Regions from separate parts of the Homo sapiens genome. Here region 1 is linked to region 2. A link is a loop called in an ENCODE intact Hi-C map of the cell type or tissue named here. Cell type or tissue: heart right ventricle. All regions are shown on one strand. Each heading gives the region's core, and the rest is flanking DNA. Links, peaks and the distances in the headings are about the cores only. Region 1 overlaps ACO1 (aconitase 1). Region 2 overlaps ACO1 (aconitase 1).

The links. A loop is a pair of places that touch in the nucleus more often than their neighbours do. Peaks named below come from ENCODE experiments on the same cell type or tissue, not always from the same donor. Only the 100,000 strongest peaks of a DNase experiment are listed, where the experiment ranks them.
Region 1: it touches region 2 in a loop (8-fold over the local background); 35 of 110 quality-filtered maps call a loop at or near these places.

The regions. Positions count from the first base shown.
Region 1 is chr9:32,436,500-32,451,377 of GRCh38, forward strand. It overlaps ACO1 (aconitase 1), which reads left to right. Exons shown (of 21, transcript NM_002197.3): 19 at 3,966-4,088; 20 at 12,397-12,582; 21 at 13,499-14,878. The coding sequence ends at 13,612. Among named protein-coding and RNA genes, the nearest start is that of ACO1, 59 kb to the left of the region's middle. In heart right ventricle, for the core only: no CTCF peak of the experiment used is centred there; no DNase peak of the experiment used is centred there.
Region 2 is chr9:32,387,716-32,404,174 of GRCh38, forward strand. All of the region lies in intron 1 of ACO1 (aconitase 1), which reads left to right. Among named protein-coding and RNA genes, the nearest start is that of ACO1, 11 kb to the left of the region's middle. RefSeq lists an enhancer at 5,252-5,823. In heart right ventricle, for the core only: a CTCF peak has its summit at 8,222 (motif pointing left); a DNase peak (open chromatin) is centred at 8,276; H3K27ac peaks cover 1,613 bases.

The sequences.
Region 1 (14,878 bases), core at 6,718-14,717, 52 kb after region 2:
AGCTCCATCCTACCCTAACTACAGTCCTCCTTGCCAGGTGTCCATATGCATAGAATGTATCATTGACAAATTCAAACCTTTTCTTCTTGCTTAGAGATTCTAGACCGTGGTTTCACTGAGTCTCTTTTCTTAGGAATTGAGCTTTGAGTGACATTTCATTTAAAGTATTCGAAGGGGAAATACCAGGTTAAATTAAAGGATATTTATCAAGAAGTGCTATTGTATGACTTTATTGGCATGTAATTTAATTCATCTAATCCACATGAAAAGAAGGAGTAGAGAGGTGCTTGGAGGCATGTTTTGGTTCTAATGGGAGCACTGTGGTCAGTATGTTGCAGCAGGGACTGTTTGTTCCCAGCTCCACGTTATACTAGCTGTGGAGCCTTAAAGTTATTTCCATCTCTGAGCCTTGCTTTTCTCACCTGTGAAGTAAAAATACTACTTACCTTGGAAGAACGCTCTGAGGCTTAAAATGAAATGGAATGAAATATAAAACCTAGCATAGAGTCTGGTACATGTCATAGGTCCTTAGTGTCACTTCCCTTCCCAGTGAGTGCTGTGAAATTGCCTGTAAACTGTTTAACTTACTTGAGAAATAACCCTGCCGACTTATTTTAAAATAATAATCGCTAATATGTCTATGGCACTTAACTACATTCCAGGTGTTCTCCTAAGCTCTTGGCATATATTGATTTATGTAATGCTCATAACAACCCCTTGAGGTAGGTACCATGATTATCTGTGCTTTAAATTGAGAAGTGAAGCATAAAGAGGTCATATTACTCCTTTAGGTCACACAGTGGAAAAGCTGAAATTAAAACCCAGAAAGTCTGGCTCTGAAGTCAGTGCCCTTTACCACCACACATACTGCCTCACTCGTAACTGATTATATTTTTGTAACACAAACTCGTTCTTTAGAAATAACCAGTACCTAGCCCAGCAGACGCCTGTTCAATGGATAGCAGAGGTTACAGAATATTAAATGTAAAAAGATACATGTCGAATGATGGAATACCTTAGAGACCAAGGGGAAAGACTTGTAGTTATAGACATTGGGGGACCCCTAATAAACATCACAGTGTACCACACGCATTTACAAGCCCTGCATGACATAGAACTTCTAGTCAGATGTCTAGAACCTCATCTTAAATGAGACAGAATCAAGGATGAACAGACATTTGAGTCAAGACTTGAACAGGGTGATGGGGAGTGCAAAAAGTAAAAGAAAAAAATTATATACTTAGAGAAGAGTTCATTTTCTGTTGCTATGAAATAACAATCAGAAGACAAGAAAGAATGTTTTAAATTTAAAAAGAAAATTCAAAGGAGAAGGTGATTAGTTGAGAACATTTCCTAGAATATGTAACAGAAAGATAAGAGAAAAAAATGTAAGAACTGAACTCAGGAGGCCCTAACAACCTGCCTAAATAGAAGTGTTAAAAAGAGAACAGAAAAAATGCAAGAGAGGAAATTATTTCAAAACAAAACAAAAAACTACAAGCAAAATTTCTCTGAGAATCCAGATTGAAAAGGCCCACTGAAGGCCCATCTAAATAATTTTAAAACACTCCAAGTTATATCACTGTGAAATTAAGAGCAACAAAAGGAGAAATCTCAACATTTCCAGAGAAAAACAGCTCACATGAAACAACAGGAAATAAGACATGTTCCAGACTTCTTGATGCTAGAAACTTAGACTGAGGAAAATGATTTGCATCCTAAAATCTACACCCATCAGACCATCAGTCAAGTGCACTTAAAGTAATGACACATTCAGATATTCAAAAGCTTAAAAAAGCCCTCAATACCTTCCTTAGGAAGCTACTTGGCAATGTGTTCCACCAAAATGAGGGAGTAAATCAAAAGGGAAGACATAGGATCCAGATGAAGGGAATCCCCAGGATGCTAGTGAAGGAAGAGTCCTCTGTAACAGGAATGCACCAAGCCCAGAGAGCAAGCAGTCAGCCCAAGTTGGAACGGGACTGAGAGCTCCAGGAATGATAGCTCCATGACAGAGATTTTAAAATGGTAAATTGCCTGATGTGTCTGAATATCTTTAAAGGTGATTTGTACTGTAGGGTTTAATTAATGGGTAAGGACATAGAAACAGGAAAAACATAGAAAAAATGAAAATTAGTAATTTTCAAAAAAATTCATTCAAAACAAATGAAAATTACTGACTCCAGTGAAACATGTCTTAAATCACCAAGAAAAGGAAATCACAGCACATTACCTGGCTCAGCTGTAAATAGTATTTATGTAGTCATAATCATGCAAACACCAAATGCTGACTTACCAAAATAACTATATTGGGAGGTTGGGAAGAAGGGAGATGTGTGGAAGAGGAGAGATTGTTAAGAGAAGTAAATCCTCAAAGTAGAATATTGACAGATAATTTTAAAAAGTGGAGAAATCAAGAACTAGTAGTTTAAACATAATACCTAGAGATACACAGGCACAGTAACAGAAGAAATAGCTAAATGCTATGTTCTCTTTAGAAGAGCGTAAGAGTGCAGGGAGCTGTTGCTTTCTAAGCTGTCAGTGGCTCTCAGCATGGCGTGTTTAATAGAAAAGTCAGGAGACGTGAGTTCTAGACCTGCTTAGTCCCTCTGATCTTGGGTAACATGACGTGCTTTGCCATGAGATTGTCAACTTTGCAGTACTTTTTAAAGCACACACTCTCACATTGTTAATACCCAAAGCTACAGTCTCTGAAAATATCAGATAAGTTGTTTCTTTCTGGTCTTTGAAAGGATCCAGACAATTCAGTTAGAAGAAGGTTTTCACTGTTTCTATGACAGTTTCTATATTTACGAGTTCTGTCTAGCTGAAGACATACAGAATCCTATCCGGGTTTAGGTAATGCATGCGAAATTAACCACAGGTTCCATCAGTACACCAAAATACAAATTTGTGAAAGTCTGTTTGAGAGTTTTCTTTAGCTCCTGTCTCTCTTTTGAGGAATTTTATCTTCTGACTTACATAGCCTGGAAAAATAATGGTACTGCTCAACCACCAGAGATGATATCATGTCTTTGTAAAGTCTCAGTTCAGTGAGATATTCAGATTCCCTGTGAGAAACAAATCTGTTTGTATAAGATGTTTCTCATGTACTAAAATATTAATCTTTTTCTACCTTTTATTGGGCTTCCATTTGCATTTCTAGCATCTCTTCCCTTGACCTCCATGAAGAAAGGGGACTGATAAAAGTTTGCACTTTATATAATTTCAGAACATGTTACCTTCTTTGTGTTTTGCTAATTTTACAACTGACATCACCGAGTTTCTGATATTGAGCCAAAATGTTTAGGTCACATTCTGTTTTTTGAGTTTTAAAATAATTTAGTCAATGGAAAAGAAAAAATCTGATCTAGTTTCCTTTTCTCCCCTGATGCCTTAGGATTCTAATGTTTTTATAAAACCAACAACAATTAGGCATTTCTGTCAAAAGAATATAAAATGGTTTTTAAGAATACAAAATTTAAGGCCGGATGCAGTGGCTTACGCCTGTAATCCCAGCACTTTGGGAGGCCGAGGTGGGAGGATCACTTGAGGTCAGGAGTTCAATACCAGTTTGGCCAACATGGTGAAACCCCATCTCTACTAAAAATACAAAAATTAGCTGGGTATGGTGGTGTGCGCCTGTAATCCCAGCTACTTGGGAGACTGGAGCAGGAGAATCAATTGAAACCCGGGAGGTGGAGGTTGCAGTGAGCTGAGATCGTGCCACTGCACTCCAGCCTAGACAATAGAGTGAAACTCTATCTCAAAAAAAAAAAAAAGAATACAAAATTTAATTTGGTAGAAGTAAAAAGATCAAGATAATTGGGAATTTGTAGACAAGATGATTGGACGGATTTGGCCATCTGCAAACCCATCCAGCCCCGCCCTCACCAGGGCTCAGGGGACCTGTGTCCATTCTTTGCCTCTCCTGCATCTGTAAAACTTCCTTTTCTCTTCCTCAGCTTGATGTGTTTGATGCTGCTGAGCGGTACCAGCAGGCAGGCCTTCCCCTGATCGTTCTGGCTGGCAAAGAGTACGGTGCAGGCAGCTCCCGAGACTGGGCAGCTAAGGGCCCTTTCCTGCTGGTGAGTATGAAGTAGACATCCTAGGAGGCAGCTCCCCTCTGAACTGGGAGGGTCCCCAGGCACAAATCCTGTTGCTTTACTTTCCAAGAAGATGTCAAGGAAGAGCAAGCTCAAAAAAGCAGGTAGTGTTTATTCCTGGCCTGCTTCTTGGTGCCTCTGGATTTATTTTATTTGGTGAAGGGCAATGCAGAGTTGAACTGGATCTATCATTCATTAATGGACCTTGGGGGCATGTCTATAGAACAGTTTTGGGGTAGGGTCTGTGAAGTCTCTGAAAACATATCCAGAAGTATACATGTATGTCTTTCATGGGGAGAGGTGTCATGGCTTTTATAACATTCTCAGAGGCTGAGGACCCCAAATTTATTCAGGTCCCTTGTTCCAGGTGAATGTCAGGAATAAGCCAGGGCCATTGTATTATCTGTCAGTTTCACAGAAGAGAAAAGGAGCCTGGACTTTTTCAGGAGTTACTTTGGCAAGAATGGGTTCTAAGTCTCCTGGAAAATTGGGAGAATCACTTTTTATAATTGCACTTCACTGCCTATGAATATCTGCTTATGGGCTCTCGATGAGAGTGAAACTCACTCTGCACATACCCAGGCAGCTCTTTAGAACCTTCCGCCATCTCGGGGCTCTACCTCTTGAGGTGTCCCCATAGAAGGGGCCATGCAGGGAGCAGAGAGCTTTTGCCTCTTGAGCATTTGCTTGCCCTAAAAGCAGAGAAGAATCATGCCACCCAGCCTGAATCTTCAGGGTGGGGTACACATGGCTTACCTGATGTCAATTTAAATCATTTGTGGCTCGCAAATTAATGCACCTCGGAAACACTAAGTTCATATCCACAAGTACAGTAAAAAAATGTGGCTGTCTGGCAGGCAGTTCTCCAGACATTTAGGCTTCTGATAATGTCTTTGAACATCACACCTATTATTTTAATTGGTTATTTTGCTCTGAGGAAAATAGAAATGTTCTCTGATTAGTTGATAGTAGGTCAAAGGCCTGTCTTTTCTGGAAACTATTGAAAAGAACCAGATAATTGCAGAAGAAAAGGATTTTAGGAAGGGGGTTGGGAGCTGTAGCCAAAATGCAACCCAGGCAGTCAGCACTCAGGTAGGGAACTCTAAGATCTGATAGAGGATAAGAAGAGAACTGGCCCCCAGGGGTTCTCTAGAGTCCAGACTTTTCTATAGAACCGCTTGAGTTCTGGCTGCCCAGGAAGCCATACAGTCTTCTGTTCTGTAGCTGTCCAGGCTGGGCCACGTAGCCGTGCTGGACTGTACTTACAGAGAGCAGTGGACAGCTATGATTTACAGCTTCTGAAGCAAAGCAGCATGGCCTTTACACAGAGCTAGTGACATGAATAGGGTGTGTTTAGAAAGCTTTCTACCTCCCTAGAATACATCCATCTATCCCTAAAACCCTAGAAAAGATCTACCGCCCCAAAGAATCTGCCCTCTCTCTGTAGCAGTGCGTCTCAAGTTTGGAAACACTTATGGGATTTTTTTTTTTTAATACTTTAATACCTGTGTTTGGATCTCATCTCCAGAGATTCTGGTTTAATTGGTAAGGAGAAAGGCCTGGACATTGGGATTTTAAAAGCCTCCCCTGCTGATTCTGGTATGCAGCAGTGGTTGAGAACCATTGCGCTATAGTTCACGGTTCTCAAAATTGTAAGAATCACTAGCCCCCTCCCACCCCACGCTCCCTGCAAGACATTCTGATGCAGCAGATCTGGGGTAGTACGCAAGTATCTATGTTTTCAACAAGCTCCTAAAGTGACCCTGGTGTTGGGCATCTTAAAAGTGTGCCCTAGATACCAAGAGACCTCTTAGGGTATTTTAATATTATATGACAGTTATTAATTATTAATAATAAACTAATGGGGAGTTCTAGTTAATGGAGTACCATCCTTTATTGCTGTATATTGCCAATTATAGATTCCCAATAAAACATACTTTAAGCTTAATATCAAGACTATATTCAACACAATTTCATCTTTGAAGCAGGAAGTGTAAAAGCAGTACACAAGAGGTAATCATTTACTTTATCTGTGGTATGTTCTGAAAGTTGCTTTTTTGATTGAACTTTCTGTGCCTGCTGATACACCTAAAATAGTAGAAAAAAATCAAGGGAAAAATTTTATGTTGTTTTGTGATGTGGATTCCAGATACAATGTAACTTTGCTAAAACATGTTATATCATTTGTCAGACTTCATGGGTCCAATTACCAGATACCAGCACTGACTCCCTGGGTAAAGGGGGACAATAAGGGCATCTACATCCCCGGGTTAGTGGATGGTGGAATGAGAGGAATTATTTAAGTGCTTACATAGTGCCTCTACATTATGAGCAATCAGTGAAGACTAGCTATTGTGTTATTTATCACTAGAGGATAACATTTTATGTAAAATATTAATATGTACTTACAAATAATTTAGGTGTGAGAACAGTTCTAACTTACAAAGTCTTTTGTTTATTTTTGTTTTTTTAACAATCACCGGCTCAAGAAGCTTATAATTTGGGGTAGGGCACAGACCAGTAAATAGACAATTACAAAGCAATATAACAGAAGAAAGCACGGTGTTATGAGGCAAAAATAAGGACCACTAACTGAAAATTTATTAAGCCATTTTCTGTCATCCTAGATGTATTCAAGATGTAATTCCCTTAGAGTACAAAGTTAATGTAAAAAAAACGCTTCATTGTGACCTTCAGTCTAGAAGATGTATGGCAAAATTAGGCTGAAGCATCTTTTTCTCCTGTGACATTAGACATCTGATTTCACTGAAATATAGCACACAATTACTGGAAATGAGGGCCTATAAAAGTCCACAAAACCAAGTGACTTTTCAAGATATAACAGAGGTAAAAGGTTACTGTCATCACTGTCTATGAATCATCTCATTATCGATATTCTAGACTTTGAAGTAAAATAATAAAAAGTTTACTTAAAGCAACAGCATCAGATAATTAAACAATTCTTTGGTATTTAATACTAATATTTCAGAAATAGAACTCCAGAGTATTTCCAGATGTGCATATGCTGATCGATTTTTAGGTTTATCATCCTTCGCTTTATAACGGAAGTCATTTCTTATACATTGATAGAATGTAGTATGAGTGTAGTGATATTTTTCACTCTGACATTAACTAAAAACATGGTGTAAATGGAGAATTATAGAGGTAGCAAGGCAAAGGTTACAAAATATATGCAAACATTTTTGTTTATTTGTATGCTGTATTTCATTGTTGTGTTTTTATTATACTTTAAGTTCTGGGGTACATGTGCAGAATGTGCAGGTATACATGTGCCGTGGTGGTTTGCTGCACCCATCAACCCATCATCTACATTAGGTATTCCTCCTAATGCTATCCCTCCCCTAGCCCCTGACCCGCCAACAGGCCCCAGTGTGTGATGTTCCCCTCCCTGTGTTCATGGGTTCTCATTGTTCAACTCCCACTTATGGGTGAGAACATGCAGTGTTTGGTTTTCTGTTCTTGTGTTAGTTTGCTGAGGATGATGGTTTCCAGCTTCATCCATGTCCCTGCAAAGGACATGAACTCATCCTTTTTTATGGCTGCATAGTATTCCATGGTGTATATGTGCCACGTTTTCTTAATCCAGTCTATCAATCATTGATGGGCATTTGGGTTGGTTCCAGGTCTTTGCTATTGTGAACAATGCCACAATAAACATACGTGTGCATGCGTCTTTATAGTACAATGATTTATAATCCTTTGGGTATATACCCAGGAATGGGATTGCTGGGTCAAATGGTATTTCTGGTTCTACATCCTTAAGGAATCGCCACACCATCTTCCACAATGGTTGAACTAATTTACACTCCCACCAACAGTGTAAAAGCATTCCTATTTCTCCCCATCCTCTCCAGCATCTGTTGTTCCCTGACTTTTTAATGATCGCCATTCTAACTGGTGTGAGATGGTATCTCATTGTGGTTTTGATTTGCATTTCTCTAATGACCAGTGAGGATGAGCATTTTTTCATATGTTTGTTGGCTGCATAAATGTCTTTTGAGAAGTGTCTGTTCATATCCTTCACCCACTTTTTGATGGGGTGAGAGAGGGCATCCTTCTCTTGTGCCGGTTTTCAAATGGAATGCTTCCAGTTTTTGCCCATTCAGTATGATATTGACTGTGGGTTTGTCATAATAGCTCTTACTATTTTGAGATATGTTCCATCAATACCTGGTTTATTGAGAGTTTTTAACATGAAGGGCTGTTGAATTTTGTCAAAGTCCTTTTCTGCATCTATTGAGATAATCATGTGGTTTTTGTCTTTGGTTCTGTTTATGTGATGGATTACATTTATTGAATTGCATATGTTGAACCAGCCTTGCATCCCAGGGATGAAGCCCACTTGATCATGGTAGATAAGCTTTTTGATATGCTGCTGGATTCGGTTTTCCAGTATTTTATTGAGGATTTTTGCATCGATGTTCATCAGGGATATTGGCCTCAAATTTTTTTTGGTTGTGTCTCTGCCCGGCTTTGGTATCAGGATGATGCTGGCCTCATAAAATGAGTTCGGGAGGATTCCCTCTTTTTCTATTGATTGGAATAGTTTCAGAAGGAATGGTACCAGCTCCTCTTTGTACCTCTGGTAGAATTCGGCTGTGAATCCATCTGGTCCTGGGCTTTTTTTGGTTGGTAGGCTATTAATTACTGCCTCAATTTCAGAACTTGTTATTGGTCTATTCAGGGATTTGATTTCTTCCTGGTTTAGTCTTGGGAGGGTGTATGTGTCCAGGAATTTATCCATTTCTTCTAGATTTTCTAGTTTATTTGCGTAGAGGTGTTTATAGTATTATCTGATGGTATTTTGTATTTCCGGGGGATCACTGGTGATATTCCCTTTATCATTTTTTATTGCCTCTATTTGATTCTTCTCTCTTTCCTTCTTTATTAGTCTGGCTAGCAGTCTGTTTTGTTGATCTTTTCAAAAAACCAGCTCCTGGATTCATTGATTTGATTTTTTGAACAGTTTCTGGTGTCTCTGTCTCCTTCAGTTCTGCTTTGATCTTAGTTATTTCTTGCCTTCTGCTAGCTTTTGAGTTTGTTTGCTCTTGCTTCTCTAGTTCTTTTAACTGTGATGTTAGGATGTCGATTTTAGAACTTTCCTGCTTTCTCTTGTGGGCATTTAGTGCTGTAAATTTCCCTCTACACACTGCTTTAAGTGTGTCCCAGAGATTCTGGTACGTTGTGTCTTTGTTCTCATTGGTTTCAAAGAACATCTTTATTTCTGCCTTCATTTCATTTTTTACCAGTCATTCAGGAGCAGGTTGTTCAGTTTCCATGTAGTTGTGTGGTTTTGAGTGAGTTTCTTAATCCTGAGTTCTAATTTGATTGCACTGTGGTCTGAGAGACAGGTTGTTATGATTTCCATTCTTTTGTGTATGCTGAGGAGTGTTTTACTTCCAATTATGTGGTCAGTGTTAGAAAAAGTGCAGTGTGGTGCTGAGAAGAATGTATATTCTACTGATTTGGGGTAGAGAGTTCTGTAGATGTCTATTAGGTCAGCTTTGTCCAGAGGTGAGTTCAAGTCCTGGATATCCTTGTTAACTTTCTGTCTTGTTGATCTAATATTGACAGTGGGGTGTTAAAGTCTCCCACTATTATTGTGTGGGAGTCTAAGTCTCTTTGTAGGTCTCTAAGAACTTGCTTTATGTATTGGGTGCATATATATTTAGGATAGTTAGCTCTTCTTGTTGCATTGATCCCTTTACCATTATGTAATGGCCTTGTCTCTTTTGATCTTTGTTGGTTTAAAGTCTGTTTTATCAGAGACTAGGATTGCAACCCCTGCTTTTTTTTTGCTTTCCATTTAGTTGGTAAATCTTCCTCCATCCCTTTATTTTGAGCCTATGTGTGTCTTTGCACCTGAGATGGGTCTTCTGAATGCAGCACACTGATGGGTCTTGACTCTATCCAATTTGCCAGTCTGTGTCTTTTAATTGGGGCATTTAGCCCATTTACATTTAAGGTTAATACTGTTATGTGTGAATTGGATCCTGTCATTATGCTGTTAGCTGGTTATTTTGCCCATTAGTTGATGCAGTTTTTCATAGCATCGATGGTCTTTACAATTTGGTATGTTTCTGCAGTGACTGGTATCGGTTTTTCCTTTCCATGTTCATTGCTTTCCTCAGGAGCTCTTGTAAGGCAGACCTGGTGGTGACAGAATCTCTCAGCATTTGCTTGTCTGTAAAGGATTTTATGTCTCCTTAACATATGAAGCTTAGTTCGGCTGGATATGAAATTTTCGGTTGAAAATTCTTTAAGAATGTTGAATATTGGCCCCCATTCTCCTCTGGCTTGTAGGGTGTCTGTAGAGAGATCCATTGTTAGTCTGATGGGCTTCCCTTTGTGGGTAACCCGACCTTTCTCTCTGGCTGCCCTTAACATTTTTTTCTTTTGTTTCAGCCTTGGTGAATCTGACAATTATGGGTCTTGTTGAGTATCTTTGTGGTGTTCCATGTATTTCCTGAATTTGAATGTTGGCCTGCCTTGCTAGGTTGGGGAAGTTCTCCTGGATAATATCCTGAAGAATGTTTTCCAACTTGGTTTCATTCTCCCTGTCACTTTCAAGTACACCATTCAAACGTAATTTGGTCTTTTCACATAGTCTCATGTTTCTTGGAGGCTTTCTCTGTTTCTTTTCACTCTTTTTTCTCTAATCTTTTCTTATTGCTTTATTTCATTGAGTTGATCTTCAATCTCTGATATCTTTTCTTCCACTTGATCAATTCAGCTATTGATACTTGTATATACTCACGAAGTTCTCGTGCTGTGTTTTTCAGCTCTATCAGGTCATTTATGTTCTTCTCTAAATTGGTTATTCTAGTTAGCAATTCGCCTAACCTTTTTTCAAGGTTCTTGGCTTCCTTACATTGGGTTAAAACATGCTCCTTTAGCTTGCAGGAGTTTATTACCACCCACCTTCTGAAGCCTGCTTCTGTCAATTTGTCAATCTCATTCACCGTCTAGTTTTGTTCCCTTGATGGTGAGGAGTTGTGATCCTTTGGAGGAGAAGAGCCATTCTGGTTTTCGGAATGTTCAGCGTTTTTGTGCTGGTTTCTCCCCATCTTTGTGGATTTATTTACCTTTGGTCTTTGACATTGGTGACCTTCGGATGGGGTCTCTGAGTGGATGTCCTTTTGGTTGATGTTGATACTATTACTTTGTTTGTTAGTTTTCCTTCTAACAAGCAGACTCCTCTGCTGCAGGTCTGCTGGAGTTTGCTAGAGGCCTACTTCAGACCCTGTTTGCCTGGGTATCACCAGCGGAAGCTGCAGAACAGCAACGATTGCTGCCTCTTCCTTCCTCTGGAAGCTTTGTCCCAGAGGCGGACCCACCAGCTGCCAGCCAGAGCTCTCCTGTATGAGATGTCTTCCAGTCAGGATACATGGGGGTCGGGGACCCACTTGAGGAGGCAATCTGGCTTTATCAGAGCTCAAATGCTGTGCTGGGAGGACCACTACTCTATTCAGAGCTGTCAAGCAGGGACATTTAAGTGTGCTGAAGCTGCACCTACAGCCACCCCTTCCCCTAGGTGCTCTGTCCCAGGGAGATGGGGGTGTTATCTATAAGTACCTGACTGGGGCTGCTGCCTTTTTTTCAGAGATGCCCTGCCCAGAGAGGAGGAATCTAGAGAGGCAGTAGGCCTTGCTGAGCTGCGGTGGGCTCCACCCAGTTTAAGACTTTGTTTACACTGTGAGGGTAAAACCACCTACTCAAGCCTCAGCAATGGCCGATGCCCCTCTGCCCACCAAGCTCGAGCATCCCAGGTCAACCTCAGACTGCTGTGCTAGCAGCAAGAATTTCAAGCCAGTGGATCTTAGCTTTCTGGGCTCCTTGTGGGTGGGACCCACCAAGCCAGGCACTGGAGGGAATCTCCTGGTCTGCTGGTTGTGAAGGCCATGGGAAAAGCGCAGTATCTGGGCCAGAGTGCACTGTTCCTCCTGGTACAGTCTCTCATGGCTTCCCTTGGCTAGGAGAGGAAGTTTCCTGACCCTTTGTGCTTCCCAGGTGAGGTGACGCCCCACCCCACTTGAGCGCATCCTCCATGGGCTGCACCCACTGTCCAACCAGTCCCAATGAGATGAACCGGGTACCTCAGTTGGAAATGCAGAAATCACTCGCCTTCTGTGTCAGTCTCACTGGGAGCTGCAGACTGGAGCTGTTCCTATTCGGCCATCATGCCAGCTCTCTCACAAAGTCTTTTGTAAACCTGTGTATCCAAAGAAAAGATTGGAAGTATGTCTAAACTACTGTCTTTATTCATCAGGGAATCAAAGCCGTCCTGGCCGAGAGCTACGAGCGCATTCACCGCAGTAACCTGGTTGGGATGGGTGTGATCCCACTTGAATATCTCCCTGGTGAGAATGCAGATGCCCTGGGGCTCACAGGGCAAGAACGATACACTATCATTATTCCAGAAAACCTCAAACCACAAATGAAAGTCCAGGTCAAGGTAAGCTGGAGCCTCTCTATGCCAGGCCCTGTCGAAAGGGGCCCCCTCGTTTGTAACCAGTCTTGTTAGAAGGAAATTAGTGAGGTTTAGAAGGCAAAAAATATCACTCAGGAGGACTGCATTAGACTTAGGAGGCCTACTAGCATCTTTTCTACCTGCCTTCATAGCATAGGATGATGCCTATGGATTTAATTTCTCTGTTTATTCACAGAGTTATCCTCAGTTCCATTCTTACCTCCCACCCCCTACTGTACCCTGTTCCCGGTCTCTCGTGATGAGAGCTCAGGGATGTGACATTTCACATTACCTAAAACATTTCACTATAAAAACGTGAGCAACAGATATACTCACCCCTCCCTAAGCCTGCCCATAGGCACCAGGCTTTGATTAGCCCAAGAGTGAAAATGATAGATCCCTAGGCAAGGTAAAGATAAAGTGCCCAGCACCAGGTCCCAGGGGTCATTCGGTGCCCCAGACAGAGGCAGTGCAAAAGTCTGTGTCTCAGATAAGCAGATGGGCCAGCTGCCTAAGGGACAACCTTAATGAAATCTCTGCTGATTGAATACTTCTGTCCACAGGGAGCCCCCAGAGGTTTAGAAAATACCACCCTGATGTCATTAATAGCTACTGCCCTGAGAAGCTATTTCTAGTTCTTAGATGGCTCTCACCCCCATCATTTACAGTCTGCAGTGATTCTCAAACTGTAATGGGCAAAGCAGCCTCCCAGAGATCTTGCTGAAATGCATCTTCTGATTTAGTGGGTCTGGGCTGGGGCCAGCAGCCTTGCATGTCCTCATGTGCTGCTGGTGTTACTGAAGTGTGGACCACACCTGAGGGGCAGGCTGGGCAGAATTTCCTCCGAGCAGAGCTGTCTCGCCACCTCCCTCAATGATGCTTCTGTTTCTTTGTGCCACAGCTGGATACTGGCAAGACCTTCCAGGCTGTCATGAGGTTTGACACTGATGTGGAGCTCACTTATTTCCTCAACGGGGGCATCCTCAACTACATGATCCGCAAGATGGCCAAGTAGGAGACGTGCACTTGGTGCTGCGCCCAGGGAGGAAGCCGCACCACCAGCCAGCGCAGGCCCTGGTGGAGAGGCCTCCCTGGCTGCCTCTGGGAGGGGTGCTGCCTTGTAGATGGAGCAAGTGAGCACTGAGGGTCTGGTGCCAATCCTGTAGGCACAAAACCAGAAGTTTCTACATTCTCTATTTTTGTTAATCATCTTCTCTTTTTCCAGAATTTGGAAGCTAGAATGGTGGGAATGTCAGTAGTGCCAGAAAGAGAGAACCAAGCTTGTCTTTAAAGTTACTGATCACAGGACGTTGCTTTTTCACTGTTTCCTATTAATCTTCAGCTGAACACAAGCAAACCTTCTCAGGAGGTGTCTCCTACCCTCTTATTGTTCCTCTTACGCTCTGCTCAATGAAACCTTCCTCTTGAGGGTCATTTTCCTTTCTGTATTAATTATACCAGTGTTAAGTGACATAGATAAGAACTTTGCACACTTCAAATCAGAGCAGTGATTCTCTCTTCTCTCCCCTTTTCCTTCAGAGTGAATCATCCAGACTCCTCATGGATAGGTCGGGTGTTAAAGTTGTTTTGATTATGTACCTTTTGATAGATCCACATAAAAAGAAATGTGAAGTTTTCTTTTACTATCTTTTCATTTATCAAGCAGAGACCTTTGTTGGGAGGCGGTTTGGGAGAACACATTTCTAATTTGAATGAAATGAAATCTATTTTCAGTGAAAACTTGTTGACTTTGAGTTTTGCTGTGTTTGTGGCTAGAGTTTTGGGATATTTAGTACAGAGTGAATCTCACACCATATCATTGGGAAGCCTGAATAACCTTCATATTCTCCCATTTTTACAACTCTATCAGAACTGTACGGGTATAACGGAAATGTTTAGGAACCATTATGCTCGCTCTTCCCTGTTTGGGAGCAGACAAGAAGGAAGAGTAGCCTGGTGGCAGTGGCAACGATATAAGTACATAAGGAAAAGCAGATAAACTTCAGGACACTAAAAACCAATTATCTGCTCATTTTTACCCCTGTAGTCATTTCTGGGCATGCCTTAGTTTGCTTGGGTTGCTATAATGTAATGCCATAGACTGGCTGAAAGAACAGAAATGTATTTTCTCACAGTTATGGAGGCTGGAATTCTGAGATCAAAGTTGAAGCCACTTCATTTTCTGGTGAGGACACTCTTCCTGGTTTACAGATGGCCACCTTCTTGCTTGTTCTCACATGGCATTTCTTTGGTATGTGCCTGGTGGGGGAGAGAGAAAATA
Region 2 (16,459 bases), core at 3,289-11,288:
AGTTTCTATTGCAGCTACTCAGCTCTGGTGTTGAAGCACGAAAGCGGCAATAGACAACATGCAAACAAACAAGCATGGCTGTGTTCCAGTCAAACTTGATTTACAAAAACAAGGGCCAGCCATAGTTTGCAGACTCCTGACCTAGACTATCAGAACAAGAACCATGTTTCAAAGAGAGAGTTTTATGGAAAAGGAGATTCTTCAGGACTTTATGCGTGAATACCAGAAACTTGAGTCTCCAAGATGGACGTAGCGGGCAGTAGTAACTGTAGAGGATTTGGAATCAATCATGGAAGACTCCATAGTAGGTTGTTTAAAGGAAGGCCAAGTGTGTTGAAGTTTTGAGGACAGAGCCACATATGGGTCTTATTCCCAACTCCCTCCCTGGAGCCATCTCAGATGTTATGCTAGAATGGATGTACCTGCAGTCTAACCCGTTGTGTGAATTTTGCATATTATTATGCAAAAACTAGTAGTGTCTCTAAGAGCTGTCTTGATTCCAGGGGCAGAGACAAAGGAAATGTTAAAAAGGATGGAAAGGCCCAGGCACCGTGGCTTACGCCTGTAATCCCAGCACTTTGAGAGTCCAGATCGCTTGAGCCCAGGAGTTCAAGACCAACCTGGGCAACATGACAAAACCCCATCTCTACCAAAAATACAGAAAAAAATTAAAGCCAGGTGTGATGGCACATATCTGTAGTCCCAGCTACTTGGGAGGCAGAGGCAGGAAGATCACCTGGGAAGTCCAGGCTGCAGTGAGCCATGATTGCATCACGGCACTCCAGCCTGGGCAATAGAGTAAGACCCTGTCTCAAAAAAAAAAAATCCTCGTTATATATGTATATGATACATTGTAGAGTACACTGTGTGTGTATACCTGTGTGTATGCATATTTGTACATCTATGTGTACATAAGTTGTGTGCATGTGTCATTACATATTCCATTCCATGTATTTAAAGTAGCATCATGAATGTTTAGAAGATAGACCAGTAGCCAGTTCTGGGCAGTGGAATGAGGTAGAAGGAAGCCAGAGAACTTTTGTTACTTTTCATAATAACAGATGTGTGCCTATCTTATAAGGGAGGATAGCCTGTAGCATTCATATATTGCTTTTACAACATAGTAAACCTAAAATCCCAACAACGTATACTTTCGGAAGGAAAATAGAGTTATTTCTCTGATAGGAATGTTGCCACCATCCTCCTCCCCCAATTAAAAAAAACTGCTTTGTCATATCACAGCTCTGAACTTGTATATATAATATTAGTATAAAAATAAGAGAGAGACTCTCAAGTCAAAACATTTTATTTAACAGTATTAATGTTTGACTCTTGTCCAGGGTTAGTAATACTAGTTCAAAGTGTTCCTTAGCAAGCTATTGTGCAGCCTTTACACTGGTGTTACAAAATAGTGTTGTATAGTTTTTAAACTAAAAAAAGCATGTTACACAGCAGTATTTCCCTGTGATTCTGTATTTCTGAGGAGAGAAAGCATGTGCATATATGTACGAGTGTGCCCCTGCATGTACAAAGGCAGCGGATATGCCAAAACATTGAGTGCTTTTCTCTAGGTGATACAGCACACTTGCTTTTTAGATTTTCTTCATTTTAGCTTATCGGGGTTTTCAAGCATGAATAAATATTACATTTGACATTACCAAAATCAACCCCTACAGTATGTTTACACCTGGTATGTTGAGGACAGTTCTTCCATCTTTCTTAGGCTGTCTTACCACCAGCTTACCTGGTGGCAGACTCCAGCTACTGTCTCCCAGTGAGAAATGTGAGGAGTGTGAGGCATGGCGAACCGAAAAACAGGCACACTTACCATGTAGTCACATTGTGCTGTGTCTGCTTCCCCTGTAGAGTCTGTCTGACCTTGGCCTCGCCCTCTCACTTCAGTTGACTGGCACCATCAGCTGACCGTCTCCCTAGATCGACTGGCCTTCATTTCTTTTTTTTTTTTTTTCCTTTTCTCTATTTTTAATGGAAAATCTCAGACATACAAAGTGGGGAGGAGAGTATAAACCCTCAGCCTCAACGACTGTGAACAGTGATAATTGGCCAATTTTGTTTCCTCTATACTTTTTTTTTTTTTTTTGAGACAGCGTCTCACTCTGTCACACAGGCTAGAGTGCAGTGGTGCAACCTCAGCTCACTCCAACCTCCACCTCCCGGGTTCAAGCAATTCTTCTGTCTCAGCCTCAGAATAGCTGGAATTACAGGCGTGCGCCACCACGCCCAGCCGATTTTTGTATTTTCAGTAGAGATGGGGTTTCACCATGTTGGCCAGGTTGGTCTCGAATTCCTTACTTCAGGTGATCCGCCTGCCTCAGCCTCCTGAAGTGCTGGGATTACAGGCATGAGCCACTGCGCCTGGCTCTTCCCTTATACTTTTCTTCAACATCACCTCTTTTTCTTTCTGGCAAGAGTTGGCATCTTCATTTGCAGCTGTATAAATTAACGAGAATCACTTATTAGGTCTTTTAGGAATAAGCATGTATTGACTGCTGTAGCAAAAATCTTAAAACTGTTCTGCCCTAATGTCAGCCATACTGAACTGCTGAGGAGCCCCTGAACACTTGCTGCGCTATCCTGTTTCTCTACTTTGGTATTTGCTCTTTACTCTGCCTGTGCATCTGAATTCATCTTCCACTTCGTAGTTCTCTGTAAAGCCTTTCTTGAATCCCACTTGTAGCTGTCTCTTTCCTTTGACTTTTCTTATAACCCTCATCCTATTGTATTTGTGTGCTTATCTTAGTCTCCTTGTCAGATTGCAGTCTTCAAATAAGAGAAGGAATGTGTGCCTATCTTCTTTTCCTCTATGGTATTTAGCAATGCGTAATACAAAGAAGATACTCAAGAAATACATGCTAAAATAATTTGAATTGATTAAGTTCACTGGAGAAAAATTTTGAGTATAAAAGAAATCCATCACATTAAAAGAAAAATTTTCAAATATGACCTAGGACCAAGAACATTTTCTTTCATCTGTTTGGATTTTAAAAGATTTTAAAGAATCATGGTGAAAAGAGTCTTAAATTTGAGCCATGAAAAGAGTCTTAAATTCGAGCCAATATAAAAACGTAGCTTTCTAAAAAGAAAATGTTTTTAATGATCTTTTGTCATTTTTTCACAAATATATCTGGAGCCTGTGGGTCTTCTCTAATCATACAATGCATCCCCTCACCTCCCCCCACCAGGCGAAAGACCTGAAAAAATACAACTGAATAATATTGGGTCACTTGTATTGGATAAGAGTGATTCTTGACTATATTTTAAATACTTGTTTTAGAATGTATATTTAAATCTTCAGTAAAAGAAACAGGCTACATTTAGAGCTTACCATAGGTAAGTCAATAGCAATCTCATGAATTATGGTAGCTCACGGGGATATAGTTCCCAGAATATGCAGTGCTTTCGTGTGTTACCTCATTTAATTATCCTAGCAGCCCTTGTCATCTGGGCAGAGCAGTGCAGACAGACATTGTTACCTAAAATCTGCAAAGAAGTAAACTAAGGTTTAAGAATATAGAAGAAATCTTGTCCTCAGCAGCAAGTGGCAGAGACTGACTTTAAGAATCAATTGGAAACCAAGAGTCTTTGGGATTAGATGTTGCAAATATGTGAAGACGCAAAAGCATCTAAGCATGTCTTTGGGAGACGGAACAGGTTCTTGTGCCCCTTAATGCCATAGACCTATTGAAACAATATCACACTCTCTGAGCCAGTTGTTCCTCAGATTCCTCATGTTCTGCTGTTATCTTTGGTGTCAAAAATTAATCCACCTTAGATGAATTAGTAAGGCTGTTTGTACATGAGTGCTGGTGTGGTTCTCTCTCATCCTCTTGTCTTGATCTAAGGAGAACCCTGGGCAAGCCCATCTTTGGATAGTGTAACTTGTCTGGGCCACTGCTCGCAAAACAGACATGTATGGAACACTTAATTATTCAACATCCTTGTCATCCTTTCTATAACTGCTATTGTGGAATTACATGGCAAGTTGCAAGTTGTGGCATAGTTCATGAAGAAGAGGTGTCAGTCTAGGAAAGTATCCTCCTACATGATTACCAGGTTTGAATTTTTGGTTCAGAACAGATAAGATAAATAAGCCATTGCCAAGAATCTGCGATGTACAAGAGCTATGATGGGTGGACATTTGAAAGGTACAATTTTGTATTAACGGCAGAATCAAAAGTAGCCTCAGGATTGGTTTTAAGGATGTTATGTTTCATAAACCCTTATTTTCTTAGATAAGAAATCAGTCTAAGTGCTAATAATGCCTATATTATTTACATCAACCCATTCTTTAAAAGTTACCATACAAATTTTGCCAAAATCAAGGATGTTTTAGGGAACATGAGGTTTACCATCTCGTCCCCATATATGTGCTTTAGAGCTTGGAGATTGTTTTAAAATGAGATTTATTTTTTTTAAATGCATTTGGTTTTTTGGATCTTAATATGTTAAATGACTGTAAAATGATATCACTTGTGCAGCCTGTTGGGAGGAGCATGGTGCAAGAGAGTTGGTTCTGACATCAGGAGCCTGAGTTTGACTTCCAGTTTGGTCACTTACCAGCCATGAGACCATGGCAAGATACTTAGCCCGTCAGATCCTGTCTTCTCTCATGTGAAATGGGATGGTGATGCCCTTGTCACAAAGTTGCCAAGGGTCTGCATTAGAGGAATTGGATTAGATGCCTGGCACCCCACAGGCACTCAGCACATGTCTCCAGGCTGCTGAGCTTCTGGGTGACCTGGCACTCATGGGATAATGCCTGAACATTGCTGCTGTTCTTCCCAGCTTCTGTCCCAGTCCAACCTGCTAAGCTCCAGGCCCATATATGCCCCTGCCCGCAGGAGATCTTATCCCAGATCCACCGTGTCTAAAACCAACATCTCAGTTCCCATCTTGTTCATTGGCTCTGCCAGTTTGCCCAAATGAGAAACACAGAAGCTATTCGAGACCTATCTTTTTTCCTTACCTACCCCAGCCCATCCTGCTTTCATAACTGTTGCGGGAGGTCAGGGACCCCGAACGGAGGGACCGGCTGAAGCCATGGCAGAAGAACATAAATTGTGAAGATTTCATGGACATTTATTAGTTCCCCAAATTAATACTTTTATAATTTCTTATGCCTGTCTCTACTGCAATCTCTGAACATAAATTGTGAAGATTTCAGGGACACTTATCACTTCCCCAATGAATACCCTTGTGATTTCCTATGCCTGTCTTTACTTTAATCTCTTAATCCCATCATCTTCATAAGCTGAGGAGGATGTATGTCACCTCAGGACCCTGTGATGATTGTGTTAACTGCACAAATTGTTTGTAGAGCATGTGTGTTTGAACAATATGAAATCTGGGCTGCTTGAAAAAAGAACAGGATAACAGCAATGTTCAAGGAACAAGAGAGATAACCTTAAACTCTGACTGCCGGTGAGCCGGGGGGGAAACAGAGCCATATGTCTCTTCTTTCTAAAGCAAATGGGAGAAATATCGCTGAATTGTTTTTCTCAGCAAGGAACATCCCTGAGAAAGAGAATGCGTCCCTGAGGGTAGGCCTCTAAAATGGCTGCTTTGGGGGTGGCTGTCTTTTACGGTCACTGCTGTAGGGAAGAAATAAGCCCCAGTCTCCTGTAGCGCTCCCAGGCTTATTAGGACGAGGAAATTCCCTCCTAATAAATTTTGGTCAGACCGGTTGTCTGCTTTCAAACCCTGTCTCCTGATAAGATGTTATCAGTGACAATGCATGCCCGAAACTTCATTAGCAATTTTAATTTTGCCTCAGTCTTATGGTCCTGTGATCTTGCCCTGCCTCCATTTACCTTGTGATATCTTACTACCTTGTGAAGCATGTGATGTCTGTGACCCACACCCTATTCATACACTCCCTCCCCTTTTGAAAATCACTGATAAAAACTTGCTGGTTTTACTGCTCAGGGGGCATCACAGAACCTGCCGACATGTGATGTCTCCAGCTTTAAAATTTCTCTTTTGTACTCTTTCCCTTTATTTCTCAGACCGGCCGACACTTAGGGAAAATAGAAAAGAACCTACGTGAAATATCAGGGGTGAATTTCACCCAATACATAACTCTGCCTGGATTTGTTCCCTCCTGTACCTCCTCATTGCCTTGTCTTATTGACTGTAATAACACCGTAACCTGCCTCCCAGACACCAGTCTGGCAGCCTTTCCCTGAGTTAGTCTATACCCCTACCGGAATGATCTCTGAAAATCAAATCTCATCTTAAAGATTGCAGCTCAGAATCCTTTAATGGTGCCTCCTTACCTTTGGTAAAAATTCAAACTTTGCAGCAACCTGGACCTTGCTCCATCCCTTGTTTCTTAGCTCTCCCCAACATGTACCCTGTACTTTATCCACGTGCAACACTTTATGATTCCCACAATGTCACACTTTTGTGCCTTTAATGTATTGTTTCATCTGCCAGCTTATTCTTTCAGTGACTCTGTACCTCTGTGTAATTCTGGAAGGCTTGTGCATGGTGTCACCTGTCCCTAGAGTCCTTTCTCTCCCCCTCTGATGCTCTGATGCTGGATTAGGTGCTTTTCCCTGGTGGTTCTTTATCAGCCTTCATCCACCACACCTGTAGCATGGGCTGCATGATGTTCTGATTTCTCCTACACAGTCTCCATTCTCAGTCTGAGCATCTGAAGGAGGATGGGGACTTTATCCCTTCATCCCAGGTCTGTAAATGTCGTGTGTATGAATGAATCCACACCAGTCCCTTCCCATAGACAACATAGAAAGGCCCAGGTCCCAGAAGTATCAAGGTCTAATGCTGCTTTAGTATTTGTCACTCCTTCAACCCAGTGAAATAGAGCAGCTGTGCCATTGTGGGAGTCACTGGGATGGAACCAGCTGCTTCAGAGCTGGGCTCTGGAGTCTGATGGACTTGGGTTTGCGTTCCAGTTCCCTCTCTCAGCACGCCTGCATCTGGCTTCAGATTTGTAGCTTCTAACATCCTTCTATCCTGCTGCGGGGAAGGAATGTGCTGATCAGAAATAGGAGCATCAGGTCCTCCTGACAGTTGCCTTTCTTAGGTAAAATCAGTAAATATATGGGTTTGCATATTGAGCTCTGAGAATTTTATTAGCATGAGTCATAATCCCCGAGTTCAGTCAGCCCTGATGAGACCAGGTTGGTGAGGTGGCTGGGTATAGTTGGCCTCAGACACTTGGCGAATTCACAGAGGTAAAGATGGCCCAGAAGACCTCTGACAGCCAGACACCCAATCTCTTGTGGTGATGGCCTTTCTTTCTAATTCCTAATTCCTAAAGTTTGAGTTAGAAAAGTTCATTGCCACAATCTGCGAAATGAGTTCAGGAGCCTGAGGAAATCATGCTGCTTTCTTAAAGATTGGATCTCAACTGGACCTGCTTTGTAATACTTTTTTTTGAAAGTACAGCTGTCTTCACCCACTACTTCTCCTCCTCTTAAAACATAAATGCAGGCTGGGTGTGGTGGCTCACACCTATAACCCCAGCAATTTGGGAGGCCGAGATGGGCGGATCACTTGAGGTCAGAAGTTTGAGACCAGCCTGGCCAACATGGGGAAACCCCGTCTCTACTAAAAATACAAAAATTAGCCAGGCGTGGTGGTGGGCACCTGTAATCCCAGCGACTCCAGAGGCTGAGGCCAGAGAATCACTTGAACCTGGGGGGCAGAGGTTGCAGTGAGCCGAGATTACGCCACTGCATTCCAGCCTGGGTGACAGAGTGAGACCCTGTCTCAAAAAACAAACCAAAAAACCAAAAAACTTAGATGCAGTAGGGCTTAGTTGAGGTATCTGCAGGTGTCATGTACTACACCACACTGGTGACCATAGGGAGCTGCAGGGTAGGGGGCCCACATTCTGAGAAGGGGCTGAGGAAGACCTCAAGGAGGAGAGGATGAGGTCAGGCTCAGGGCCGGGTCAGATGCCGGGTTCTCAGGACAATGCCCCCACTTCTTCCTTTACTTTCTTGCCAAATGTTTCATGACCCTTGGTGACTTTCTTTCTCAGCCTGTCTCTGGAATTTATAAATGTCGAAGTTCACCAAGACTTTTTACGAAACTCTGGTTATATTGGCCCACAGTGACACTAAAAAGTAAAAGTGAATATTTCTGTGAGTTTGTGCTGCTGCAACTAATTTAAAACGAGCTTAGAGGATGTGTTAAGTCTTTCTCTTTGAGACTTGCATGTGATGTTCTGCCCCCTCTTGGCCAGTGAGCCCAGAACTAGGGGAGCCCTCAAGAGGCAGGGGCTGCCTGGTCAGGCATTGCTATAGCGTGGCCCTGGTTCCCCAAGTCCTGTTGTTTTTGGCAGTGGCTGTACACATCTGCCGAGTGAGTCATGATCATTTTTGTGATACATCCTGAGAATTTCCAGTGTTACTTAATAATGAAATTCAGGGAAATAGGGTTAGACTTCAGGAAGTAAGTACTTTTCAAGTACAATCTAATATTTTCATATATGAGTTAATTTCTTATCAAACTGTAACCAATTTTTGATGTTGGAAGTCTACAGTCTAAACCAGATGACAGTTAAGGCTTTGTAGTTTGTCTTTATCAAAGTCCCTACTGTGGCCACTTTATCACTGTCTTTATCAAAGTCCTCACAGTAGGGACTTTGATAAACTACAAACACCTAGCTGTACACCTGGCTTAAAGTGTAGATTTACAACATCAAAATTGGCTAAAGAGCCTCATGTGGTCTGGCCGCTACTACCTCTTGCCTTTTCTGTCTTCCCCTTTTTTTGCCTTCACACACCTTGGTCTCCTTGGCCTTCCTTAGACCCACCAGGCATGCCACCACCTCAGGGCCTTTGCACGTGAGGTTACCCCTCCCTGGATTGCACAGTGGCTGAACATCAGTGAGGCCTTCTTTGATCACTGACACTCCCCACAGCCCCTGTACTTTCTACTGCTTTTGCCCTGCTTTATCAATAGAATGGGTCACCATCTGATACTCTGTTTGTATATTTATTTATTTGTTTAGTCTGTCTCCTTCCATTAAAATGGAAGTACTATGAGGGCAGGGACTCTGTCTCTGTTGTTCCCTGATGTATCACCAGGACCTAAAACAGTTCCTGGCATGTAATAGACAGTTAACATAAATGTGAATGAATGAATCATTGAATTTTTTCCACTTAGAAAGGACTTTTTAGATCGTTAACCAACCTTATTTATAGATTGGGAAACTGAGGCACAGAAAAGTTATATGGCTAATTCAAAATAAAACCATCATTTAAGCTTTTTTTTTTAAAATCTTGACATATATATAGCACATTCTGGTCAGTTATCCAGGATGAGAAAAGACTGAGTGAAAATAGACCACTAACTTAAAATTTGAGCAAGAAGAGACAAGCTGCTGTGAGATGGGAAAGCTTTCTGATATAGAGGCAGAGTTTTGTTCCTTTCTGTAGCATATGGTGCACCTTGCACATACTTAGTGCTCAAGAAAAACATGTTGACGTAATGTGGTTATATTGTTAAATCCATTCTTTCTGCACCACTCTTTTCCCCCCAGTTTCTCTCCAAAAAATAGATAATTGCTCATGTGACTTCTCCTTCAAAGTTCTTCTAGTTACAAGTATCATATTTAATAGGTTTTTGTTTTATGAACAGCTAAAAGAATTGAAGAGATGACCTGGTTTCTTGGAAAATTCAGAGATATTTAATGCAGTTTCCCAGATGCATCCCCATCAAATAAAACAAAGAATTAATGTTTCTAGCTCTCTTATGAAAGAACCCAGTTGACAAGCCTTGGTGATATTGCTGGCCATGATGATTCTGACCTCAATGTTGTTTATGTTCACATAGACATCCTTGGAATTTTACTTTTGACAAAAATATTGTTTATAAGTAGCATGATGTTTAGATACACAAAAGTTAGTTTGGGAGTAGGGCCAATTAATTTCTCTTTAAACAGAAATGAAATATAGCTAACCTTTTTAATGAGCTGCAGTGAACCTCAGAGATGCAGTGATAGTACTTTGACTTTAGAGTTGGAAGCCATGGCAGTTCAAGACAAGTATATTTCAGAAGGTGTAGGAAGAGAGGAAAACAGAAGGGCAAACCACATAAAATACAGGAGAAATCTTTTTCTCTTGTTTGCATAGACTTTTTAAATCCACTCTTAGGTGTCTTTAGATAGCCCAAAAAAAGGATTGGGGGATGTGCTGCCAGTACTTTAGACCATAGAGAGATGATTCTCAGTTGATCATCTGAAGGCTCTTTCAAGCTCTACAAGCTCCCCTGGAAACTGATATGTACCCCCAAAACAAACAAACAAAAAACAAATTCTCATCCTGTCCAGCCCACTACTGATAGTTCTGCTGCCTGGGTTTATTCCTCTCCTGTGCTCCTCCTCCTGCTGTGTGGAAATCCTGTGATTGCTTGTAGGGTCCATTAATACTATGCCTCTGTCTGTATCATAAGGTAATTAATTATAATATTTCACTATCATAGGAAAATTAAACTTTGATAACACAAGTAGCAAATTCATAGATGTATATATTCCAAAGATGAGATGGAGACCCTAAAAGGTGAATCTTATTTTTTCTGATCCTTGGCATTTAGCTTAAAGTAAGTCGACTGTTCCAAACATCTCTACAAATCTAGCTATGAGAGATAAACATCATCACATGGCACTCCTCTTGAATGCTACTGTTGAATCACTCCCTGTCAGCTGGGTGGGTGTATGGGCTGACGTGGTTTTCTAGCAAGAGTGATGGTTTAGCATCCATCCATATGCTATGTGCAGTCTCCCTCACAAAACCTGTTTACAAGGATTGCACCCAGGGTTCGGAATTTCTTTTTTTTTTTCTTTTTTCTTTTTCTTTCTTTCTTTGTTTTTTTTTGTTTGTTTGTTTTGTTTTGTTTTTTGAGACAGAGTCTTGCTCTGTTACCCAGACTGGAATGCAGTGGCACAATCACAGCTCACTGTAGCCTCAATCTTCCAGGCTCCAGCGATCCTCCCACCTCAGCCTCTCGAGTAGCTGGGACTACAGGTGTGGGACACCATGACTGGCTAATTTTTTCACTTTTTTGTAGAGACATGGTCTCGCTATGTTGCCCAGGCTGGTCTCAAACTCCTGGGCTCAAGCAGTCCACCCACGTTGGCCTCCCAAATTGCTGGGATTACAGGCATGAGCCACTGCATCAACCCAGGTTGATATTTCTAAATGCTGAAAGAAAATAGCTGCCAACCTAATATTTAAATTTTAATGTAGAGCTACTCATAAGCAAAGTGTACTGGCCCAAATAGGATTTTGTCCATGATTTAAGATAATCATCCCCTTTCCTTGCTATAATTCACTAGGCTCACAGTGCACCCAAGCATGGGGTCAAATTGTCGACAGATTTTAGGGCTGTCTGTCATTCACGTAAAGGGAAATGTTGTAGACCATATCTCAAGACCAAGTAGAGGCCAAAGGCAGTTTCAGTCTCTCCAGAGTTACAGAGCTGAGGCATCCACATTAATAGCTCAGTTAAGTCCCCTTGGAGATGAAAACATTTGATCAGCAGAGGTCATCTTAGTGTTACTCAGTTTGACCTGTCTGGCAGACAGGCAGTTTACAAAAGAAGAAGTTTAGATGCCTAACAGACAGATGGAAAGTTACTCAATTTAACTAGCTATTAAAGAAGTACCAAGATTGGCTTTTTAATGTCTCAACTTGGCAAAAGGTAAATATGAATTCTATTGCCTGGTTTGAGTACCTCCACTCACTGCCTCAGAGAAGGGTCGTAAAATTGGTACAGCCTTTTCCAGGCATCCTGGTGATATGCAAATCCTTTCACTCGGCTCTTTTCTAGGAACTGAAAGCTAGAAATTTATTTGAAAGAAATGATTTAAGGACCTACTAACGATGTGAGTATACAAGGCATCATTGTTTGAATGCTAGTACTTGGAAACAACCTAAGTATTTTAATAATAGGGAAATTGTTATATATCTGAAGGATAGATTTTTATGGTATAGTTTAAAGTGCTGTAAAATATCACACGATTGTCCTATTAAGATATTTGAGGTTTATTGTTGAGTGAAAAAAAGCAATTAGCAAAACAATGTGAGGTCTAGTGATTTTTTTTTTTTGAAAAATTCAAATGCGTTTAAAAGTCATGGTAAATGAAACTGTAAATCATGGTATTACAAAGGATTTTATTTTGTTCTTTTTGCTCACCTGCATTTTCTGTTGTTGCTACAGTGAGCATCTATTTCTTTTATTTTTTTCTTTTTCTGTTTTTTTTTTTTTTTTTTTTTTGCGATGGAGTCTCGCTGTGTCACCCAGGCTGGAGTGCAATGGCACGATCTTGGTTCACTGCACCCTCCGCCTGCTGGGTTCAAATAATTCTCCTTCCTCAGCCTCCTGAGTAGCTGGGACTCCAGGTGTGTGCCACCATGCCCGGCTAATTTTTGTACTTTTAGTAGAGATAGGGTTTCACCACCTTGGCCAGGCTGGTCTCAAACTCCTGACCTGAGGTGATCCGCCCATCTCGACCTCCTAAAGTGCTGGGATTACAGGTGTAAGCCACTGCGCCTGGCTGTATCTATTCCTTAGTGTAATATTTTTTAAAGTTACCACCACCCAAGAAGATGTGGTTCAGTAACAAATTTGGTATCCTGCTGAGATTGGAAAGGGAGCTGGGGATGGGGTGGGAAGGGAGGGCCCCCCTTGGATTAGTGTGTTTGACTTGAATGAGGTGTGGCACTGTTCATCTAAGGCTAAATTTGAGCCATTCAGGGATTCTCTTCACAGCTCTTTCTCTCTGTTGGTGAATATCAAAGGACATATTGAGGGGAGCAAAGTGGACTTTATCTGGAGTTATAGTCACAAATTTAAATACATCTTCACCAGTCATTATTAAAGAAAGATCTGCATTTGTAGTTCCAGGAACTTTACGGACCATTCTATCTTTCTTTCAAAGGGTATTGCTGAAGATGTCAAGTTCTCATTTTATAGAGATGCTAATGTAGGTATTTATGTACAAAGTTTAAATGACCGCTCCAGTGTTTTAAGAAGTAAGTAGTAAATGAATGCATGCTTATCAAAAATAGAATTTGAATAATACAGGAGTATGAAACATAGAAAGCTAAAGTCTCCCCTTTATACAATGTGTTATTCTATTTGTAATCCATGTTAACTTTATGTCTTTCTTTTTTGTGCATTTGCATATGCAATGGTGTGTGTGTATGAATGAATATACACTAATGGTCTTGAAGTTTTTTTTTTTTTTCACTTAAATCAGATCCTAGTATATACATATATATATTATTTTGCAACTTTAAAATTCTCATATCATTTAATGTGAGCCTTTACTAACATTTTGTATCTTGAATCTGAGTAAGGGATTGTATACGCAATATTATATCAGGAAAATTGATTTGCCCTTACTGTGGCTTTTGGAAAAAAGTGGCACCCAGGGCAGATCATCAGAAACCTAAATTTAAGTTGTTTTTCCAAAGTTTAGCTGTCAGTTCTCTGGAATTCTGAAACACATGGAAGTTTTAGTAAGTGATTATAGAACTAACATCACAGAAGCACCAAAAGACTGTGATACACCTAGGTAGTACTTTTTTCAACTCTACCTGTGAAAGATTTTAAGGGTTTTTTTTTTCCCCCTGAGGGAAATTTGCATTTCACTGGAGGGCAAATCAGCTGTATTTTTTTTTTTTTCTGGTTATCCCACTAATGAGTCCTGTGACCCTAGGCAGTCAGTTGCTTTTCAGGGCCTCTCTGTCTTCCTCTGGGGAATGCTACATGATTGCTAAGGTTCTTTACTAAAAACTCAACATTCTATGTCTCATTACCTCCTTAGCACCTAAGGTCAAGGTGTCCCTAGGGAATGGTGACAGGTTGGTGCCATGCCTTAGTGCCATGCTATGTATGCACAAAAGGTGCTACTCCAAGGCACCTGCAAGTGTCCTCAATTGAGCCAAAGGTCAGTTGGTAGCAAGACTGTGGTTGGGGAAAAACCCTAGCTCTTCACTCCTCCCACCCTTTTACTGGGAGCATGGCTCATTTGTTAAATGTCTTACCCTAGTTCTGCCTGCCTTTGCATAATATTTGTTATTTTTTAGTGACCTACTTTAAAAATCTGGTGTTCAGACTGTCCATGCCCACCCCCGTTCTTGCATGCAGAGTGTACCTGTGCTAATCATAACCCTGTACAAGTCACCCAGCTAGTATTTCAGGATGGGTTAGCTTTGAAAGACACTGTTTCTCTACCAAATAATTATCTTGACTTTCAGAATGTGAACTACATGTAATGAAGGGTTTCAGATACAGTAGCTCCGTTTTTATTCCTTTTGTTTAAGAACTGTTCATCTGTCTTCCTTGATTCAGTGGCCAGGGACAAGTGTTCAGCTGTCTTCATCATTCTGACAAGCGTCCCGGAGGGACAAGTTCTGAATAATTGCTCCCACCTTGTACCTTAAAAGATACCATTTCCCATTCCTTCCTTCTTTTTTTTTTCTTTTTTCTTCTCCTCTTTTCTCTTCTTGCCACCATGTAGTATCATCTCATTCTATAGAACAAAGAAAGCAGCAACCCCAAATAGTGTGATATATGCTAACTCTTCCCTCTTTCAAAAAAGAAAAACACCATATATATTTAGATACTCTGCCATCTCCAAAATGTCCACATTCATTGTCTTCGTTTGTTCATTCCTATCTTTTATTGTTGAATGAAGATCAGATAAAACAGAAAAGAGCCAAGAACAAAGTAGCAGGAGGAGAGAGTGGGAGATAAGAAAGGAATTGAAACAGTGGGACCTGTGCTTTATGTGGATGTGGGACATAGGGAGGGCTTCCTGGCCAATGGTGGGGTTCCTAGATGAAACCCCAGATCTTGGAGGTATTTTTAGAGCCTGAAGGACCAGTGATAATACTCAAGGATTAGGGATGGGATGAGTGTCTGGCCAGGGAAAGGTAGGCTTAGGAGGTATGATGCCTGGATTCTTCTCTATATCTGGACCCATTACCCAGCCAAAGATCTTTCTTCTCACACCTCTTTGAAACATGATTGTTTTTGGCTTTGTCTTGGAGTTACTAAACCAGGAGATTTGAGACAAGAATGATAGTATGGGTGGAACCTTGAAGTGGCTCCAAATTCCGGAGTCCTCTAGGCTTATATGGAGGGCCTGTTTTCCAAACAAAGCTAGTCTTTGGTTGCTGAAATGCAGCTGCTATTACTTTCTACTGACCTGTGGCTCAGCACAAAGTGGCAGGAGACAGGTGACAGTGCCTGGCTCAGACCTGGTCTTGGGGCCCCCTGGAAAGAAGTAAAGGCAACTCCAGCATTCAAAGTTGAGTCTCTTGTGAGAGGATTTCCCATGACTTTCCCAGCTTTAGGGGCTAGTGGGTGACCTCCAACAGCAGCATCGTCAGAACAGGGTGGCTGCACCTAGAGAGGTGGTGTTGGGTGGCAGAAAGAGCCAGGGTTTGAAACCTAGCTCTGCCTCTTACTGGATGTATGCCGTTACGCAAGGTTTTTCATCCCTCTGAGCTGCGGTATGCTTATCTGTACAATGGAAATAATGATAGATTTCATTTACGGAGATGTTGCCAGGTAAAGAAGATGGTGTAAAGCACTTGGCATGTGCTGGTATAACTAACTGGTTCTTCTCTTCCCTTCTGCAGATAGAATTTACTTCCTTCATATAGTGAAACTAGACAGTTATCTAGCTTCCAAGGAAAAAGGGAGGCAAATGGTAGTGCACTTTAAAACAAGCCATTTTCTCCAAGAGCCACCATATTGGTCACTATATCCATCCCAAAAATACCAACTGACTTTGTAGGGTGGTGGGAGTAGCAGGAATCATGTGAGGCTTCTTGTGTTATGCCCCAGACATTTGTAGCTACAGGGAAGTAAATTGACACATTTGGTCCCCACTGCATAATGGCAGATAATAAGTACAAGTTAACAACTGGTTTAATCCAAAAATTTTGGGAGACTTGGGGCATCTGGCTCCTTTAGGATTCGACACAGAGATAAGGATGATTCAGACACTTAAGGCCATTGAAAGAGGTGAATGACCCATCTTGCTCAGTCCCGTGAGCGTTTCCCACCACTTCCCCTGCCTGCAGAGACTCTGGCCTCTGTTGAGATAGTCTTCTGTTTTTCCAGGCAGGCAAAACAGCAGTTTTATTGTTGCAGTTGCTACTGTTTGAGGGTGAAAAAGGTAAGTCTGGGGAGTATAGCATGGGTGACAAATGAAAGGGAGAGTAGCACTGTTGCCTTTTTAAATATATTCAGAATTTCAGCCAGTGGAATTATTAGTTTCATTTTCTGAGCCCACAGATTTGTAAACTTCTCCTTCTGCAGATAAGCTAGCAGGTTTCTTATTTATAGGGCTTTCCCCTCTCCTGATTGGCTGCTCATTGAGTTAGAATTAGTCACAAATCTCTTGAATTTGTGTGGCACTTTATCCTATATGCACTCTCACCTC